Linked DNA regions of Homo sapiens: region 2 is linked to region 1. Evidence: chromatin loops called from intact Hi-C (ENCODE). Cell type or tissue: CD4-positive, alpha-beta T cell. All regions are shown on one strand. Each heading gives the region's core, and the rest is flanking DNA. Links, peaks and the distances in the headings are about the cores only. Region 1 overlaps AHI1-DT (AHI1 divergent transcript). Region 2 overlaps PDE7B (phosphodiesterase 7B).

Region 1 (12,949 bases), core at 2,477-10,476:
CAAACATTCATTCAATAAATATTTATTGAGTAGAATGAAGTGAAATCCAAGTGCAAGAAAACAGCAAAGAAGTAACAGAGGTGATTGAGAAAATAGAAAACAGTAGTGAGATTCAGAATGACAGCAGTGGCTTCCACTTTAGTGTAGGTAGTTGAAAAAAGCCCTACCACAAAGTTAAACTTCAGCTGAGACTAGACGGGTGAGGAGGACATGAACTTGGCCAGTTTGAAGGTAAAGATGGATGATGTGGCTGGAGTATAGTGAAATTGTAATTTCTACCAATCTAAAATCCAAGGCAAGCTTTGCCTGAGCCATTCCAGACTTCCCTGGTGGATATGAATTAGATCATTCCAAGTCAAATGTTCATGTGTTGAAATCTAATACTAAAGATCCCTTAAAAAATTTTTAGACTAATTTCAATGACCTTCCATTCTGGTCACTTAGGATAATGGGCTAAAATAGAAATCCCTCTGAAACATTATTCTCTCTTACTCTTATGGTTTTCTGTCTTCTCTGGATCAACACGAATGGTACTCCCTCCACTGCCCCAAATATTTTAGCCGCAACTTGGAAGCCCATGGCACATCCTGTGTGTATTAAAAGAGGGCTCCATTGACTACCTGGTAATGACAGATGCTTGGTTCTCCTTGGAAAACAATTCTTCTAGGTCACTCACTTTCTCCATTCAAGACTCTGACACCTGGGTCACAATTTCATCCTCTGCTAAATCCTGTTATTATCTTCCCTGACTTCAAAGGTTCTTCCACCTCTCCAACTCCAGTGATTTTCACATACCTTTGTCACCCCACAAAATACTGGCAACTGTGGATATACTCTGAACTTTGTTATTCCCTACAATTGTCCTGCCCTCTTACTTCCAGCTCTCTCCTCAGACCTTACTCTCCATAGATGTCTCTCTGACACCACAGACATCTCTTATCTCATGGCTCTGTTACCCCAGTTTATCTACCACATTGTTCTTGTTTATATCCCTCCCCAGCTTGAACCCTATAACTTATTGATGGAACCACTTTTTTGTACCAACATCCCCAAATCTCTGAAACCTTGGACTTTCCTATGCATATACCTTGGCTGTTGAACAGTCTCAGAAAAAGGTCACTTGGTATTTGCTAGGGGCCAATATAATATTTAACTTAGCTGGAGTCTAATCAATGCTTGACTGTCCTATGCTTTGTTCTTGGTTAGTAATTCTTGCCACCCTTCCCAAGAACTTCTTTAGATTCCTGCCATTCCCCCTTAAGATCCTTTTTAACTTTTTCTTGGTGCCTTGGCCTTTTATTCTACTGACAATATTGAGATGTTGAAGAATGAAAACTTTCAAACACCCATACCTTCCCTCAAATTTTGAACCAGAATCATCCTTGACTCTCTCCCACCAATCTCAGTGGAAGCTCTCTTGCCTTCTTCCCAAGGCCAGGCCTTCCAGTTAGGATCTTGATTAGGATACTATTCTGTCTGTTCTCCAATTTTCTTATATGCCTTCAACTTTTCTGCTTCTCTTCATCTGTCTTTTCTTAAGGCTTATGGAACTCCCATTTAAAAAATCTTTGAATTTGTGTGCCCCTTTAATGTTAGCCATGTCTGTATCAGCTAACCTTTATCAGCTGTTTTCAGAAAGAATAGTCTGCACTTGACCACCACCACTTCTTGAATTCCCCATTCATTCACCTATTAAAATCGGGCTTCCTCCTCTATCCTCTGCGCTGACAATATCTGGCTAACCATAATTGATCTTACTATTTTTAAATCCATTTATTTTATTTAGCATACTAACCCATTTCTTGAAACCACCTCTTTATTTCATTAATGCCCTCTTCTGTCATCGAAACTCTCTGCCTATTGCTTCCTTGTCCCCTTTTTCTATCTTTTTTCTTTGCATAATTCAAAATGCTGGTACTCTTGGAGGTCTTTTTTCAGCCCATTGCTCTTATTACTCTGCATATGCTTCTTCAGATAGGGGCAGACAGGATGTGGTTCTCATTTAATTTCACAGTATGTATTATCACCTATAAGTTGACGCCTCAGATCTGCTCAGCAACTTAGGCTTCCAATTGGAAGGACCATAACTTAGTGAAATAAACATACTCCAATTACTGAAAATTTTCTACACCAGGTTCCCCTGCCACTCTACATACTTCCTCACATGATGGTGCCAGCATGCATTAGAAACCAAAGCCAGACCGCTTGGAGTCACTTGAAATGCCTTCCCTCATGCTCACCTCATTTAGTCACTACATCTTGCTGATTTCACTTCTAAATATTGCTCCTCTGCTTTTCCTCCTACTTTTTAGCTTTGCTGTTACTCCTCTAGTTCAGGCATTCATCTTCACTCATGTTGATTATTGTTTTGGCCTCCTTTGTCTGCCTCATCTTTTCTGGCTTTGCACTCACAGTCCATCCTCCTTCTTCCATCATGGCTGTCCATTTAAAGGGCACATCCTCCTGTAGCAGAGGGATGACAAAAAAAAAGGAGAAGGAGAAGATGAAGAAGAAGGACAAGAAGCAGAAGAAGCAGAAGCAGCAGCAGAAGAAGCAGAAGCAGAAGAAGCAGCAGCAGAAGAAAGAAGAGGAAGAGGAGGAAGAAGAGGAAGAGGAGGAAGAAGAGGAAAAAGAAGAGGAAGAGGAGGAAGAGGAAGAGGAGGAGGAAGAGGAAGAGGAGGAGGAAGAGGAGGAAGAGGAAGAGGAGGAAAAGAGGAAGAGGAAGACGAGGAAGAAGAAGAGGAAGAAGAGGTAGAGGAAGAAGAAGAAGAAGAAAGAAGAAGAAAGAAGAAGAAAAGAAGAAGAAAGAAGAAGAAGAAGAAGAGGCAAATCCCATAACATCACTCCCCTGATTGAATCCTTAATGGGTATACCTTCACCTGCCCACTGCTAGGTGCTGCCCACTGCCAGGTGCCCCATGCTTCTCTTCACAACAGTTACCACATTGATTGCAGTCCTGTTGCCCAGATGTAGCCAGAAGCACCTCAGTGGCCAACACCTTGCCTCACTCATTCTACAGCCTTGGTACCTGGGATACTACCCAGCACACCATAGGCATTCAACAAATGTTAAACTAAACAGAATAGAGTTAAATGGAATATATAACCAAAGTTAATTCCATATTGGAGAAAAACAAACATCATGGCAAGTAATTATTTGGGGAACACCTAATGCATACCAGCACTGTGTTGGAACTTCACACATTTTATGCTGATTTACTAGACATCTGTGTTACACAGCAGGGTGAAGTGGTGTAAGGAACATGACTTTTTAAAGAGAAAGATCTTGGGTTACATCCTGACTGTGCCACTTCATAGCTGTGACCTCGAGAGAACTACTTAACATCTAATTTTTAATATCGCACTATTCAAGGGATAGCAATGCATTTCTCACAGGGTAGTTGTGCAGACTAAAAGAGATTAAAAGGACCTAGAAAATGTGTGGAGGTTAAACATGAATGCCACTGGGGCTTGAACCTTTCTCATAATTTGACAACTGCTGAGAAGGGCAGGACTTTTTGGCATGTTAAGGTCTCTGAGTTCAGGAATGAAGGGGCCCCCATGAGTCCTGAGTGAGACTTGCTGAGGCCCAGCGATATTGTGTGAAACAGGATTTAAGAGTTTTTACTTTCCAGAAACCAAGGGTAACAGAAGTCTCTGTATTGTAATAGGAGGTCATACCTGCTTAAATACATAGATAGTAATTTAGTATTTGCTGGTGTAAATAGTACAGTACTATTGGGGATACATTAGAAACCTTAGGAACATTTATTAAATGAAATCATAATAGACAAAACCCTTCAGAGTGTGCCATCTCTTTTTTTTGCTGTGACGCTGACAGCTCTTACACTATTTCAAAGAGATTTGGAACAAATTATTGGTAACAATAAAGCCCCTCTAAAACTTTTATATGGAGATGTTTATTGCAACATTATATTCAATAGCAAATAATTACAAATAACTTATGAGATCATAAAGTAAATGATGAGTGATGTTATACCAATATGATAAATAAAATATTATTTATCTCTACAGTAAGGCTTATGAAGACTGTAGGAAATAGAAATAAAGTGCCCAATGTGGCATGCATCTAATTCCATAATTATAGCTAAGAAAATGTAAGACTATCTTTGGATAAGGGCTAATAAAAAAAAAATAGGTATAAGGTAGTATGCAAATATGAATATAATTAGGTTTGGGCAGTAAAATCTACTGATTTTTTTTAATTTTGGAAGTTTACATAATTAAAAATTTTAAATTATTTTAAATGATTTATGAGCATCAGTATCAGAATATTAAAAATATATAAACCAAGATAAATGCTCCAAGCAAGAGAAAAGCAATTACTGACTTACCAAATTATTCTTCTGACATCTTAATTATAAAACCTAGCCATAATTTATTACCAGACCCTAGCTTCCCATTCTTATAACACAGAAAATATTATTTTATGACTTACAATCAAGGCACAATCTCTTAAATAATCTACTTTAGAATCAACTATAAGCAAAAGAAAATTTATCTACAGAGCTATATTATTAGATAACCTGGTTTGTAGCCTTGCAATGTGTATTCAATTGCCTTTATGTCTATTTGCCTATCTCCTAAAATACTCAAATTTCGGATTTTAGCCTAATACACTCACAATCATGAGACTGATTACATAACTGGATTTCAAGGAGAAAAAATAACAAAGAGGAATGAATTAATTATCTGAACTTTAGTTATATATTAGATTTCCTAAACAAGAATTACAGACAAATTTGTTTATTAAGAAAACACTGTTGAGAGGAACATGTCTTTGGAATTATGAAAAATGATCTTCCAGAGTATATGGAAAGTAAAGACATTCTGAGGAAATGTCCATTATGAAAGTCCAAGTGACTATGCTTAAACCACTATAACCGTAGATCTGATTGCTTGATGCTATAATTCAATTATCTTCTCACTACTTTACCTCTCATCTGATAGTGAAATACAGCCCTATTTTTTCCTCTAGTATTTATTCAAATATTTTTCCAAGTATGACACAATGACTTTATCTCCTCAGTCAGTTGTCATTCTTGAGGTATGTAGACTCATCAACCACTAAACCACTGTGGCGAGGACCCTGGTCCATTTGGCCAAAAATTCTGCCCTTGTTCTTCATCCTATTAACCGTAAATATATTAGGAATCTAGCTAGAAGATGTCCCAATTTATTATTCATTATAGCTCTAACAATATTAATGTTAACTATTAAGTATGAAGATGATTTTTTTTTATTTTCCATTAAGTCATTTATTGAGTCACTTACATTATGCCTGTAGTTTAGGTAGGATTAATCCATAATTTCTTCCCAAATTCCCCTGTGATTCGATTCCTTGCAGAGGACCATTAAATATATGATGAGTGGTTGGAAGGTTCCTTCTTATCCTATGGATAAAAGGCTCTAAATGTCTTAATATATTTAATTCTTCATTTAAATCACTTCTGATGTGTGTTTATTATATAGGTAGGCTCTCTTGAACATATAGTCCAGTGCAACTATTAATGCTTTATTTATTTTTTATTTATTTATTTTTTGAGACCAGGTCTCACTGTCGCCAAGCCTTGAGTGCAGTGGCAGGATCACAGCTCACGGCAGCCTCTATCCCCCAGGATGAAGTGATCCCCTTTCTTCAGCCTCCCAAGTAGCTGGGACTACAGGTGTATGCCACCATACCGTGCTAATTTTTGTATTTTAGTAGAGACAGGGTTTCACCTTGCCCAGGCTGATCTTGAACTTCTGAGCTCAAGCCATCTGCCCGCCTCTGCCTCCTAAAGTGCTGCGATTGCAGGCATGAGCCACCACATCTGGCCAACACTTTATTGATAACTGTATGTATGTATAAGCATTTCTAGGTTGTAACAATCCATTGGCTCTCAGTAGGCCCACCAGAGGAGTACTGCACCTGCAATGAAAACCTGTCTCAGATTTCAATCTGCAAGTGTTTTATTATGGGCTGCTAGTAAATTATCCCACAAGAGGTCGCTAAAGCTCCGGTTTTTTTGATGTGTGATTTTTCTGACTTTTTCTCCTTCCTGCAAAGGAATTGCAAAAAATTTTCTGTTTCCCGGTTTTCTATTTCCCAGTCTGTTCCAACTTGACATGAAGGTAGTCAAGAATTAGGGCTTAGTCATGGGCAAGGCAGCTTACTTATGGAAGTTTGTAGCCATCTAGGGTTGCTCAAATCCATCACGTGAACTTCAGAGCATTTCTTACCACAATTTATACTTGAAAAGGAAATACAACCAGGCACCTTCTGACCTCAATAACTAAACTCTTTTAGCTGTAATGTAGACCCCTTTAAAGGCACATTACCACTTTTCAGGCCCTGGGTTGACATTCCAGTTTTCTGCACATACCAGAATGATAGAATAGACATCTAAAAGAGGCCTGCACTCAGTAAATATCTCCTTAGAGAAGATCTAATAAATAAATGCTAGAGGTACCCTCATTAATGGAAAATTGCTGCTACATCTATTTCTTTGGAGGATTTTTAGACTCAAGCAGGCAGATTCCTGTAAAGAATTTGGTTTAAAACAAAGCTGATATTTTAGAAACAATCTCTATTTTCTCCACAGAAAACATAAATATTTTTTAACAAGACATTTAAAATTGTGTTTTAGAGAAAAATCGGCTTAAAATTTGAGAATATTTTCGCCCATCCTTAGAAGAATTTTCTCTTCCCCTTAGAAAAATATTGCCTGAATATAAAAAGGGAATCTTACCTTGATTTCTCCATCTCTCAAATCTCAGAAGAAACAATGCCACTTTTAGCATTCTTGACTAGTAAGATTATTGGCTATATATTTTCTTAGCAAGGGTCACATGTTACATTTTTAATAGGTTCTATTACATAGGGCAGAGGTTATAGGCAAAGACTTCTCTAATGATCTTTCCACTTCCCTTCTCTACGGGGAATATTTAACTTAAAATATTGTGATTTAATCATATATAAAGAGAGAAGTGTTATTGTGAATCAAGCATTTGAACAATTTTATGTTTTCATATGAATATAGAGTGTTAAAATTATAAATAACATTTTAATTATACGGATGGAAAAACCTGGAAAGATCTCAACCCTATGAACATGAAGGATTTATACAAGATGATTTTGGAATCATCCCTTCTAGTCCTAAAATGTAATGACTTTCCTTAAATTCTTATGCTTTTGGACTATAAAAGCCCATTTCTATTTTAATGAGATAACTTTAAGTGGAGGGCTTTTCTTATTTGAATAGCTGTCCTGTTACGATTTGGGAGTTAAATATCAGATAATTAAAATTTAGTTGTTTACAGTTACTGAGATTTTTGCATTATTTCCTCAGCAATAATTTTTTATATTTACAACCTCTATGTTAATGAACACACTATTTCATGAAGTGCTTTTGTAAAATGCTAACATAATTCTTTCCTCATGTCTTTTTGGAGGTAGGAGACTCATATACTTTTTATCAGAGATGCTCATGAACTTGAAGGCCCAAATGAATAATAATATACAGATAATGAATTTCTACTTGACTTGAGCCATATCGCAATAAAGAAGGAAAAATGAAACAGGCTAGCCAGGAGGGTAGGAATAGACCAGTCACAATGCATCAAAAGGCAAATGATAGTAATCAGAATCTCAAAGAATCATACAATGAGTCTTTTTAAAATACCACCACCACCTACTCCACTACTCTGGGCTTGTGTTAGCTGACAAGGCACATTGGTTTTCCCGTTTACTCACATTAAGCCCTGGGTAGGCACAACCAGAGAACATTTCAAATATGTATGGGTTATGAATAAGTGTGAGTCACCGACTTTTAGTCCAGCTGAAACTACATTGTCAGAAGAGTATTAAGCTGGCATTTGCAACCCACATACTTACCTTGTGCCTGACACTGTGTTCTGTATTTAGGACAAAGGCTTTTCTAGTCCATGCACTCAGGTAACTCACAATACAGTTGAAGAAAAGAGATAAGAACACAGACAACTACAGTATTGCATCAGTACTAAGGCATGCATAGCACCCCCACCCCCAGCTGTCTTACCTCTTGGAAATCAGGTTGCATCTTACAATTGATGGTATCTTGCAAATGCCATGTCTAGGCTGCTGTCATAAGCAGTCTTGGTTTGTGTGGGTGCAAACTTGGTCATAGCTGTTGATCTTGTCTTCCCTTCATTGAGGTATGTGCACTGTTGATAATGCATGAGTTGAGTGAATTGCCATTTAAAATGCTTTAAATGTTACCTTATAATTCAGTATTAGAAAAAAAATTGTGGTATGTGCAAGAAGGGCTAGAAACAGTGCAGTGGGATGTATATTTAATGTCACTGAGGTAAATATTTACCATTGGAAGGATGATTCTCATTTCTTATTTTCTTGCAAACCCATAATAAAATAATAATTATGGGTTCTAAGAAAGGAAAATACATGTTGAATAAGTTGTGTAAAATGTGGTGACTATGCTATGTGTCAAAGGATTGTCTATCACCTTGCTACAACCAAGTGTGGTCTCTGGATCAGGTACAGTCTCTGCATCAACATTACCTGAGAAGTTGTTAGATTTGGAGCATCTCAGGCGCCACACCAGACTTACAAAATCAGAATCTTCATTTTAAAGTCCGTAAATGGTTCATATGACATAAAAGTCTGATAAATAATTATGTCACATGCCAAGCAATTCAATGAAAGTCAGGAAAAATTGCCTTTGAAGAGATGAAAGAAATTTCAAAACAACAAGGAGTTGATGTGACCAATTCACTCATGCAGGACTATCATTAAGGTGTCAAACTTCAATATCAGAAACTTCCTGCTGAGTTTGAACAGCAGTTGCCTAACTTCGTGTGACATGTATTTTGATTGAAGAAAAATGAAAACGATCAGTTTATTGAATAAAAAATGCTAACAAACCATGGGCTCTTTGATATGTCTCAGAATCACACTAAAAGAACCCTTTCAATACATATAAAATAAAAATTCTAAGTGATAAGGCTGTGTAATAATTTTACTGGCAGCTTTTTTTGTTCCTTGATGTTACATAAACTAATAGTGTGTTTTATAATTGATGGTGGCATAGACTTGATGAAAAACAGTATAATACAGTGTGATAGGTGCTATAATAGGAAGAAGTGGGAGATGCTATGGAGTAAATAGGTGGTGGTCATATCTCATAATCAAGGTTTGTTACCTTGAGCAAAAGTCAGTCAGATGGAGATGGGAATGAATTGAGGTGGGATGCAGGGAAGTTATTATTCCAAGAAGAGAGAATTACACATGCAAAGCCATCAAGGCTGTTTGTCAAGAAGCAGGTAGAGGGATTGAATCAGTTTTTAGGGGATGGGGGAGTTGGGATGCTGGATTGTGTTTTGCCTTAGCTTTGGTGTTACAGAGCAAAAGCAAAGGGAAATAGTACCTCCACATGTCAAAGGAAAATTTGGTGTCCAAAAGCTCCCATTCCCGCTAGGAGAACTGACCTTGTGTATTAGGGTTCTCTAGAGGGACAGAACGAATAGGATAGATGTATATACATACAGGGGAGTTTATTAAGGAGTATTAACTCACACAATCACAGGGTGAGGTCCCACAACAGGCTGTCTGAAAACTGAGGCGCAAGAAAGCCAGTCCAAATCCCAAAGCTGAAGAAATTTGACTCTGATATTTGAGGGCAGGAAGCATCCAGCACAGAAGAAAGATGGAGGCTGGGAGGCTAGGCCAGTCTAGTCTCTTCACGTTCTTCTGTCTGCTTTTATTCTAGCTGCACTGGCAGCTGATTAGATTGTGCCCACCCAGATTGAGGGTGGGTCTGCCTTTCCCAGTCCACTGACTCAAATGTTAATCTCCTTTGGCAACAACCTCACAGACACACCCGGGAACAATACTTTGCATCCCTCAATCCAATCAAGTTGACACTCAATATTAACCATCACACCTTGTCTGGGATCAGTTTTGTGTAGAATTAGGTTCACGGATAAAGTTAGCTTTGTTCTCTTCCAGTATTTTCTTGAATGAGGATGGTTTCCACTTAAGGAATAAAGACATTAGTTTTGATGGCTAAGAATGGAGTTTTCACTCAATCCTGTCTGCACATTGCCATCACCCCAAGTAATGCCTTAGCCACACTCACAGAAGTTTGATTAACTTGCTATGGAGAAGCATGAGCATTGGTATTTTTTATCCATTGTCTCCATGATACTACTGTGCAGTTTATTTAAAAAAATGGGCTTATGGTCAGGGAGGGTTAGGGCAGATGAACAGCTGGTCAGCAGAAAACAGGAACTGCAGCACCTATAAGGCTACAAATGAAGCAAAGCATCAGTCAAACACTTGGCCTCTTAGGGGAAACCATTTATTTGGGCAGATATGGTAGGGAAATGCGGGATAAATTTCTGCCATCATATGATAAGCCCTAGGATTTACCAAACACCTTGGATCATCTTGGAATCCTCTCATTCTAAGATAACAGATCTCTCTTCTGGCCTCCTATGGGTGTTTGGATATAAAAGACAGATACACAACTTTCACATCCAGGCCCTCAGATACACATTTCCCAGGGTAGCCCTGAGGTGGTGCTGCTGTACTTGTGGTCACATCTTGGTTTGAAAACGCTGGTAGAGAGAGTGGAACTTTTCCCTTCTTTTCACAAAGAGTATGGGGCTTTTGCAAGGCCAAAAATAGAAAAAAAAAGCCTAAAGTTGGTGCCTACATGTTTGTGTGGAGCATTTAAGCTCAAACAGGGCATATATATGTTGGGTAAGAAAGTGGATATTCATCCATAATGACAGTATACTGGTGATATCTCTGCTATGTCTTGACATAAATAGGATTCCTATAGTTTTACCTTGCTCAGTTGCAGGAGTGGGAAAGGCAGCTGAGTGGGGAAACTGAGTCAATATATACAATGTTAACAGTAGACTTTTGAGCCAAAGGATGGGGTGGACACATTCAAGAATGAAAGGAATAGTGGGTTTGCAACCGTAGAGGCTGAGAGCAACATTAAGTAACAAGTCACAGACAGCACTGTTCTCTCAACTCCCTCTGTGCAGTGCTAGTGTATATGAGTGGGGGTCCCCTGATAATGTCTACTCACACAGGAGCCAGCTTGAGTCAGTGGACAGCTGGGCTGACCCTACCTGCATTTGTACTTCAAAGCTATGTGATACTTTAGTGTATTATAGGCTGCACTTGGAGGTGTGTTGTTTTGAAGACAGATTTGTGGCACAACCAGTGGAATATTCTCTGCCCAAGAGTGGCGGCTGAGGCATCTAGCTTATTAAAAAGGCCTCCAAACTGGTCTCCCTGCCTCCACCCTTGCCCCTCACAACTCTACTCTCAACAAAACAATAGAAATGATCACTTGAGAATCAAACTCTGTCTTCTCTACTCAAAAACCCTTCTATGGCTCCTCTACTCAGGCTGAAAGTCAAGGTCAGTACCATGGCCTCTAAGGCCCTTTGTGATTTGTGTCCCCTCCCCTACTCCTCTGACTTCATCTCCTCTTACTGGTCCACACTTCTGCCCCAGGGCCTTTGCATTTGCTTGTCTTTCTGCTTAAAATACTCTTCCCTATATATTTTGGGGAGCTCATTCTTCTTCTCCTTTAAATCTTTGTTTGAGTGTCATCTTTGCAGAAAGGCTTTCCTTGACCACCGATTTCGATTTAAAGTGACATCTGACTGAGCCAGAAAGAAATAGATTCCCTGAATAGATAAATAATGAGCTCTGAAATTGAATCAGTAATAAATAGCCTACCAACTAAAAAAGCCTCAGGATCTCATGGATTCATAGTAGCATTCTACCAGATACATAAAGAAGAGCTGGTATTATTCTTACAGAAACTATTCCAAAAAATTGAGGAGGGACTTCTTCCCAACTCATTCTATGAGGCCAGCATCATCTTGATACCAAAATTTGGCAGAGACACAACAAAAAAGAAAACTTCAAGCCAATATCCTTGATGAACATTGATGGAAAAATTCTCAACAAAGTACTTGCAAACCGAATCCAGCAGCACCTGAAAAGGTTAATCCACCATGATCAAGTAGGCTTCATCTCTGGGAGACAGTGTTGGTTCATGAATAAATGTGATTCATCACATAAACAGAACTAAAGACAAAAACTACATGATTATCTCAATAGATGTGGAAAAGACTTTTGAAATAATTCAACATCCCTTCAAGTTAACAAGTCTCAAAAACTAGGTATTGGAGGAGCATGTTTCAAAATAATAAGAGCCATCTATGACAAACCCACAACAAACATCATAGTGAACAGGCAAAAGCTAGAAGCATTCCCCTTGAAAACTGGCACAAGACAAGAATGCCTTTTCTCACCACTGCTATTCAACATAGTATTGGAAGTCCTAGTCAGAGCAATCAGGCAAGAGAAAGAAATGAAGGGCATTCGAATAGAAAGAGAATTCAAAGTATCTCTGTTTGCAGAAGGTATGATTCTATATCTAGAAAACTCCATAGTCTCAGCCCAAAAGCTCCTTCAGCTGAAAAACAACTTCAACAAAGTTGCAGGATACAAAATCAATGTACAAGAATCACTAGCATTCCTACACACCAACATCAACCAAACTGAGACTCAAATCAGAAAGGCAATCCAATTCACAATTGCCACACATACAAAATAAAATACCTAGGAACACAGATAAGCAGGGAAGTAAAAGATCTCTACAATGAGAACTACAAAACACTGCTCAAATAAATCAGAGAAGACACAAACAAATGTAAAAACATCCCATGCTCATGGGTAGGAAGAAGCAATATCTCTAAAATGGCTATACTGCCCAAAGCAATTTCCAGATTCAATGTTATTCCTATCAAACTACCAACTTCATTTTTCACAAGGCTAAACAAAATTATTTAAAAATTTATGTGGAACCAAAAAAAGAGCCCGAATAGCCAAGGCAATCCTAGGCAAAAAGAACAATGCA
Region 2 (8,000 bases), core at 1-8,000, 370 kb after region 1:
GCACTACGCAAAAGCCAGCATGAATCCCAGGCCTTTTTCTGGACAGAAAGGACTGATTGTGTGGCGAGCAGCTGGAATGCGTGCCAGTCACTTTTGGAGTGGTGGTCACAGGCATCGTTTTGCTGGATTGTTTGAGGAGAAGCAGGACAGAAGGGAGCTCTCCTGCCCTGTGCTGCGGTGACCCTGTAATTTTCCTCCTCTTCTTTGTTCAAATTATAAAGAAGAGTCCCACATGTTCGGAAAACTTCAGCCCGGTTTTTTCAATTGGACGCTGCTGTTTCAAAAGTACAACCTTCTCTTTCTGGTTGCTTGGAAGTGACGGTTCAGGAAGTGTGCCCACAATGACATGAGTTAGGGAACTCCGCAGAGCAGGCCTATGGTGGAGACTCAGGATATTTTAGTCAGGGTCTGTGGATAAGGCCCATGTTAGGACAGTAAAAAGCTTGAAAAAGAAGCATTTTAGAGAACTTATTGTATAAATGGTTAACGAGAAAGCCAGAATGATTTGTGATATCTTAAAGTTTATTTTAAAAGTTTCAGATTCTTTACAAAACAAGCAAAATCTTTACCCGTTGAACTACTTATAGATCTACTGGCTATGATTTTACAAAGTTAGGGAAACTGCAAGCTCTCCCTTTGTCCTACTGTTTGATATTTAGCTATTATCCCATCAGTCGAGGTCTCAGTCTTCTGAACAGTCATCATTTTACACCATTCCCAAATGGATATTCTGATAACAGAACTTACAGCTCTTGCCCACCCAATCTCACCTACCAAGAATAGAGATTATAGATGATTATACCATATAAGAGGAAGACGCTAGAAATGTCTTCCCTATTTTGTTATTTTTGTTGGATTTTATTCTTCAAATTAAAGTAAGAGAGACTTGAAGTTCTGGATTATATATAAATTCTCTGCAAGCACTTGCTTGACTAAATGGTATGAACGTACTTATATAGTGTCCTGATGTAATGACTCATACAAATACTTTTCATAGCAGAAACATTTACATGTCTTCTTTTGACTCAAATGTTAATGAGGTTTGTTTTTTTTTTTTTTTTTTTTTTTTTTAATCCTCTAGGCTTTTCCCAGGATGTCATTGTGGAAAGGTGGTTAATGAGAAATCGTTTGAGTCTAAATGCATTTTTACCTTTCATATTATATAGTTGGTAGGGTAACCAAACTTAACCAGCTAAATTGACCCCTAATTGCCCACCTACCTATTCTTCCCAGCTCATGAAAATCTCTGAAATGACATGGCAAGGTCAGAGGAAAGCAACTGATGAATGCTGGTCCTTGGTGAACTGCAAACTCTGTTCCTACATCCAGGAAATCTCTGCTGAAATCTCTGCTCAGCTCTCATTTGGCCTCCTAGCTACAGCTTTCTGCTGCTGCTTTTTATAAAATTCCTGGAGACCCTCCCTGCACATGCAGGATTTAGGAGTCAGCCAACAATTTAAGAAGACTTGGTAGAGAGATTTTGACATTCCTTCCACCTGGCTCTTCTTTGAGACTACCTTCCATTTCCAACTCTTCTAGCAGCCCTAAACTCTGACCTCTGTTTCCTTAAACCAGTAAAATTGTGCCTTTCTACTTGGATTCTCTCCCCTGGCACCCCAAAGAATTACAGAGCTTAGTTTTCACGGATCAGGCCTCTTCCAGTTTCTGCTTGCTTTGGTTGCTCAGCGGTGCTTTTAGTCAATTATTTGTTTATATTTTGTCTAGTTTCTATAGTTGTTATCAGAGGAGAATTAGTCCAATACAAGCTACTCTGCTATGCTCAGGCCTGCAAATCTCAAATTACTATAATTAATAAGAGAATATTAGAAATGTGCTGGTTAAAAATTGAATGTACAACATTAACTGTTTCTATATGCCTAGAAAAAGTAGTTAGACAATGTAATTTTAATTTACATTTACAGCTTAGTACAAGGATATAAAGTACAGAATAATATTCCTAAAAATACATGTAATACTCTTATAGATAAAATTATAAAACTTATTGAATAAACAGTTTTGAAAAACTTTGAAGAAAACCTTAATAAAGACAGATATATCCTGCTCTTGGATAGACTTGTTATAAAGAAGATATTCATTCCTCCTATAGGGAGGAAATGGGCAAAAGATTGAAAAGACATGTCATATCAAAGGAAATAGAAGATGGCCCCTAAACATTTGGGAAGATGCTGTAACTGAAAATCTCAGGAATGCAAAATTAAGTTCTTAGGAGATATTATTTCATATTTACCAAATTGGCAGAAATTTGAAAGTTAGATAATATTTTGTGGAGTATTATGAAGAAACAAGAAGGTTTGTCAACTGCTTTTTTTTTTTTTTCTTGAGACGGAGTTTTGCTCTTGTCGCCCAGGCTGAACTGCAGTGGTGTGATCTTGGCTCACTGCAACCTACACCTCCTGGGTTCAAGCAATTCTCCTGCCTCAACCTCCTGAGCTGCTGGGATTACAGGCATGTGCCACCACGCCCGACTAATTTTGTATTTTTTTTTTAGGAGAGACCGGGGTTTCTCCATATCGGTCAGGCTGGTCTCGTATCCCAACCTCAGGTGATCCTCCCACTTTGGCCTCCTAAAGAGCTGGGATTACAGGCGTGAGACACCGCACCCGGCCTATCATCTGCTTTTAGGAGTGTAAATTGGTCCAATTTCCTTAGAAACTATTGTCATCACCTATTTTACAATTCAGTAAGTTTACTCCTAGATATTTACCTAAAGAAACATTTACATGTATCTGTATAAAAATATTTATAAGAATATGTTAAAAAAAACAAAAATGAAACACTGGAAGCAACTGAAATGTCTACCAAGAGGGGAAAGGATAAGTACATTGTATTATATTCACACATTAGAGTACAATACCACAGGCAAAATGAATAAAATAGAGCTATATCTCAAAATGGAGGAAACTTGAAAATCTAAGTTTGAAAGAAGGAAGCACAAGTATCCAATTTGTTCCCATTTGCAAAAAGTTCAGGCAACATACAATAATATGCTGCTTGGGGAATACCTATGTAGGTGGGTCTAGTGAGAAAGAAAAGAAAGAGAATAAGATAAATTTCTGAATGGTCAAAAAAACACCAGCATCAAGTAGAAAAGTCTGTTATAGTATGAACGAAATCACAGAGAATTTACCACAAGTTTACCTGGTATCTCCAGTACCTAGAAATATTTGCCTTTTTCAATTATTATAAACTAATCTATGCATGATCAAGATAAGTGGATTTTGTTAGTTAAAGCATTAAGTTATCAAAGTGAACTTTGGATCTTATGTTAGTTATGACAATATTTGAGAATTCAGTTATGTTCCTTAACTTTTAATATAAATGACTTTGTGTTTTGAATTGTTGTGGGGCATGTAAAATTGTTGTTAAATTACTGTGAAATTTTAAAAAGAAAAAAAAATTCGGAGTGGTCATTTCCTCTGGATAGATGAAGAGGAATGCGAGTGTGTAGAGAAACAGAAGGGATCTCAGAGGTGTGGTGCTGTCATATCTTCTTTCGTGCCCTGAAGATGGGAACATGGGTACTCTCTGATCATTCTTTAAATTGTGCATTAATAGTTATATATTCTTCCTATAATCCCAGCACTATGGGAGGCCGAGGTGGACGTATCACTTGAGGCCAAGAGTTTGAGACCAGCCTGGCCAATGTGGCGAAACTCCAAAACTACAAAAATTAGCTGGGAGTGGTGGTGTGCGCCTATAATCCCAGCTTCTCCAGAGGCTGAGGCACGAGAATTGCTTGAACTGGGAATGTGGAGGTTGCAGTGAGCCGAGATCATGCCACTGCACTCCAGCCTGGGCCACAGAATGAGACCCTGTCTCCACAAATAAATAAATAATAAATAAATAAATAAATATTCTCTTTGTATGATAGTTCATAATAATCATATATGTTATTTTTATATTTTTAATTTTATTTTATATTTCACCAAGTAGAATTTTTAACTGCTTTCTGGAGTTGCTGCGGGAAGATCAAAGTGTCTACGCAAAAGTGGCCTGGTGATAGGGTGGGGCCCAGAGCCCAGTGCTGGTGGAGACAAAAGTGCAAGGTACAGCATTGCAAGGTCAGCAGCCGTAGACTCGGATCCTCGGCAAACGCAGGTGTGATCTTGGGACTAGCTCTAGGCTGAAGAGCTCACATCTAATTCTCCAGCACTATGAGCCAGCTAGTCTTGTAATGGCGCCCTCTACTGCTTACATTTGCAAGAGACTGTTCCTGTTGCTTGCTACCTAAAATCCTGACAGGTGTATTGCTTTTGTAGTGTCTGTGGGAATAGGTGAGGATATCCAATAAGGACACTTGAAATATGAGTTTGAAATTTAGGAATGATGTCTGACATGCGATATAGCTGTTACCAATATACAGTCATTTGTGAACACAGCTAAGTTCACCAGGGAGGGTGTGAAACTCAAAGAGTATGAACCTCAAAGCTTACCCACTACAACATCCAAGGGGGATCCAACTCCTCACTTACCAATATCTGTGCTTAGATGGTGTTGGGACAATCTTGGTATCCACAGGTCCCACTCCTCTAGAAGCCAGTATCACAGTCAGCACTTTAGAACTGTCAGTAACACCGAGGTTATACAAGTAACTACTCACTAATTGTTTGTTTTTTGTTTTGTTTTGTTTTTCACTTTTAAAGACTTTCTTTTTTACAGAAGTTTTAGGTTCACAGCAAAATTTGGAGGAAGATATATTCCCCATAAGCCACTTGCCCCCACACAGGCATAGCCTCCTCCATTATCCACATCCCCCACCAAAGTTTGCTACAGTTGATGCATCTACAATGACACATCATTATCATCCTAAGTCCATAGAGTCCCTTAGGGTTCACTTTTGGTGTTGTACATTCTATGAGTTTGGAAAAATGTATAATGATATCAATCCTTCTTTATAGTGCCATATGGAGTATTTTCACTGCCCTAAAAATCTTCTGTGTTCCAGCCACTCATCCCTCCCACAACCCCGGCTCCACCCACTACCTTCACCACCCCCTGCCCCCGCATCTAACCCCTGGCAATTTTTAAACTTTTTTTATTGCATTATCTCGACACAGCCAAGGAGATTATTTTATGAGAATATTAATGAAAATTTCCCCAAGAGTAACCCCATATTCTTAGAAAATATCTGACCATCATTCTGCATGATTAACCTACATTCTGGTCTCAGAAGCATGACTAAGAAGGAGTTTAAAAAACAGATTGGTGGGGCAGTAATTATGCAGTTGATAACACAAGGCTCTACCCTGTGTACATAAATCTTTCACAGGAGGAAAAATATTTAAAATGTAAGAATTAAAAAGCAAAAACATTTGGCTATAAAAAGGGATTCAGTAATTACAATGAACATCTCATTAAACATAGTCTTTATTTACAAGAAGGCTGGGAGAGCTCTAATTAACTCATAAGCTGTCCCTATGAATCATTAGCTGTGGCAGGAAAATTCTAGGTGATCCATTAAATCTCCACACCCACAGCTGTTCAGGGAAAAATATAAGCAAACCCTAACTGCCCTTATTTTGGATGGTTGGTGAATTTTCTTCAGTGACCAACTGGATGACCTTGGCCACCACACATCATATATTTCTTCTCCCCAGGGGAAACTGAAGTCCTCTTTTTCTATAACCAAGGATAGGATTTTCTCAACACTCAACAAATAGTTTGTCCATCTTTGAACAAACTTTTAAACCAACGTGATATAAACAATTTACAAAAGTTTATGGTAGACTTTAGATGCAAATCCTTGAGTTGACCCAGAAACATTCTGCTGTTTTATTATGTCAGTTTCCTAAGTCTGTGTTTGAATATGATTTTTCACCATGCTATCTATGTGTTTTTGTGTTTGCTGTGTATGAGAAGACATGGTCTAATTATTAGGGGCCAGGCACTGTGAACCTATGCAGAAAACCACAAAAGTCCAAATCTGCACTATCCAATATGGTAACTACAAGTCTCTTGTAGATTTTGAGCTCTTGCTGTGAAGCTCTGAATTGAGATGTACTACAAGACTTCAAAGAGCTAGTACAAAAAAAGTAAAATATCTCATGAAAAATTGTATAATATTTTTGACTACTAGAAATATTTAGCTGCTAGAAATTTTTAAATTTCATATATGTGCCTTGCATTTGTAGTATACATAATATTTATATTGAATGGCAGGACAAGTGGCCACTGTGAGCCCAAAGTACACATGGAATATTTTTGAAAAGAAGCCAGGAGTTCTAGAGCTATAGAATTTCCTATCTGGAAGAGATTTCCAAAAGTAAATAGTGTAAAAGTGCTTATATTTGTCCAACATAGCCCTCACTTTCCACCACACACACGTTAACACATGTAAATGTCCATGCATGCAACACTGTGACCAGCATAAGCGAAGAGTTGCTATACATTAAGAGTTTGGCATCACTGGAAGAATCTCCTACCTAGTACAGTTCTCTCTCTGTATCCCTGGGTTCCACATCAGCAGATTCAACCATGGCAAAATGAAAATATTAGAAAAAAATGAAAAATACAACAATAAAAAAATACAAATTTAAAACTCAATAGAGTATAACAACTATTTACATACATAGCGTAGCATTTACTTTTTATTAGGTATTATAAGTAATCTAAAGATGATTTAAAGTATCCAGGAGGATGTGCATAGATTATATGCAAATACTATGCCATTTTATATTAGGGACTTGAGCATCTGCAGATTATGGTATCTGCAGGGGTTCTGGAACAAATCCTCCATGGATACCAAGGGACTATATTTCTAAATGTTGGGGATTTAAAGGAAGAATATACCTGAAAGAAGAAACTGAGAGAACAAGCAGGAGAGATCACTGGCTGAATGAATGGAAAAGTGAAGGACATTCCAGAAAAGGAAAATAAAATGAGCAACAGCTGAGAGGAAAAAATAAACATGGGTCTTTAGGAGAATAGTGACAGTTGGGCTATTAGTAACAATAATTAATATCTGAAAATAGCTTTTAATTTACATAGATTTCATCACAGGCATTATTTCATTTCATCATGATAGATATCTATTTTTATCATTCCCATTTTACAGATAAAGAATGAGGCCCAAATTTAAGGAGCTTGCCCAAGATCACACAGTCGGTAGTGCCAGAATTTAGGGGATCAACCATCCTGTCTGCCCTGGGCTGGGGTTTCCAGCACTCAGGACTTTCAGTGCTAGAAATGAGAACATCCTGGGCAAAGCAGGGAACTTGCTCACTCTACCCTTGAACCCATGTCTTCTGACTCTAAATCCCATTCTCTTTGCATTGATAATAATGACAAACATCTATTGAATACTTTAGGTGTACCACGAACTTTGTAATAAGAACTTCACATAATTATCTTTTTAATCTACAAAACAACTTTATAAATTGAGTATTGATTTTGCACTTCCTCCTCCTACCACCCCACATAGTCCAGATATAAAAAAATTAAGTCTCCCAGATCATTGATAACTTACCCAATGTCACACAGCTGGTAATGTCTGGATTTTAACTCAGGCCATTCCAGTCCAGGGCCTGTGCTGCTAACCACCATGAAAGATGCCCAGCCTGGTGCTGCCACCTCACCTGCTTGCTAAGGCCCAGGGTTCCTGCTGGACCTTTTGACCCACTCCTTTATTTTTTCATCATGTTAGTATGAAAACATAGCTTGACTGGAATCCAGCGTCCACTACTGCGGTCACTCTTTAGTGCATAACACCTATGCCTCCTGGCTTTGATCTTGCCAGTCTTCCATTTGAAATGACCTCTCATATTAACATCCTACCAATGCCTGTCCCACCTTTTAGTAGGTACCTTGATTCAAAAAGAGTTCTTAAAAAGTAAAAGAAAAAAAGTTTCCTTTTCATTTAACATGTACTGGCAAGAGTTGCCAGATAATTTGTCTTTAAAATTAAAACAATTATGCTTTCTTTAATAAAACCCTAGTTTTTTGTTATCACCTTTGATGTAATTTTTAAAAAGCTGTTCTTT

The links. Peaks named below come from ENCODE experiments on the same cell type or tissue, not always from the same donor. Only the 100,000 strongest peaks of a DNase experiment are listed, where the experiment ranks them.
Region 2: it touches region 1 in a loop (16-fold over the local background); 29 of 110 quality-filtered maps call a loop at or near these places.

What each region holds. Positions count from the first base shown.
Region 1 is chr6:135,530,106-135,543,054 of GRCh38, forward strand. The region is part of intron 2 of AHI1-DT (AHI1 divergent transcript); the gene reads left to right. Among named protein-coding and RNA genes, the nearest start is that of AHI1-DT, 39 kb to the left of the region's middle. In CD4-positive, alpha-beta T cell, for the core only: a CTCF peak has its summit at 6,026 (motif pointing right); a DNase peak (open chromatin) is centred at 6,016.
Region 2 is chr6:135,905,766-135,913,765 of GRCh38, forward strand. The region is part of intron 1 of PDE7B (phosphodiesterase 7B); the gene reads left to right. Among named protein-coding and RNA genes, the nearest start is that of PDE7B, 58 kb to the left of the region's middle. In CD4-positive, alpha-beta T cell, for the core only: CTCF peaks have their summits at 4,207 (motif pointing left) and 4,406; a DNase peak (open chromatin) is centred at 4,196.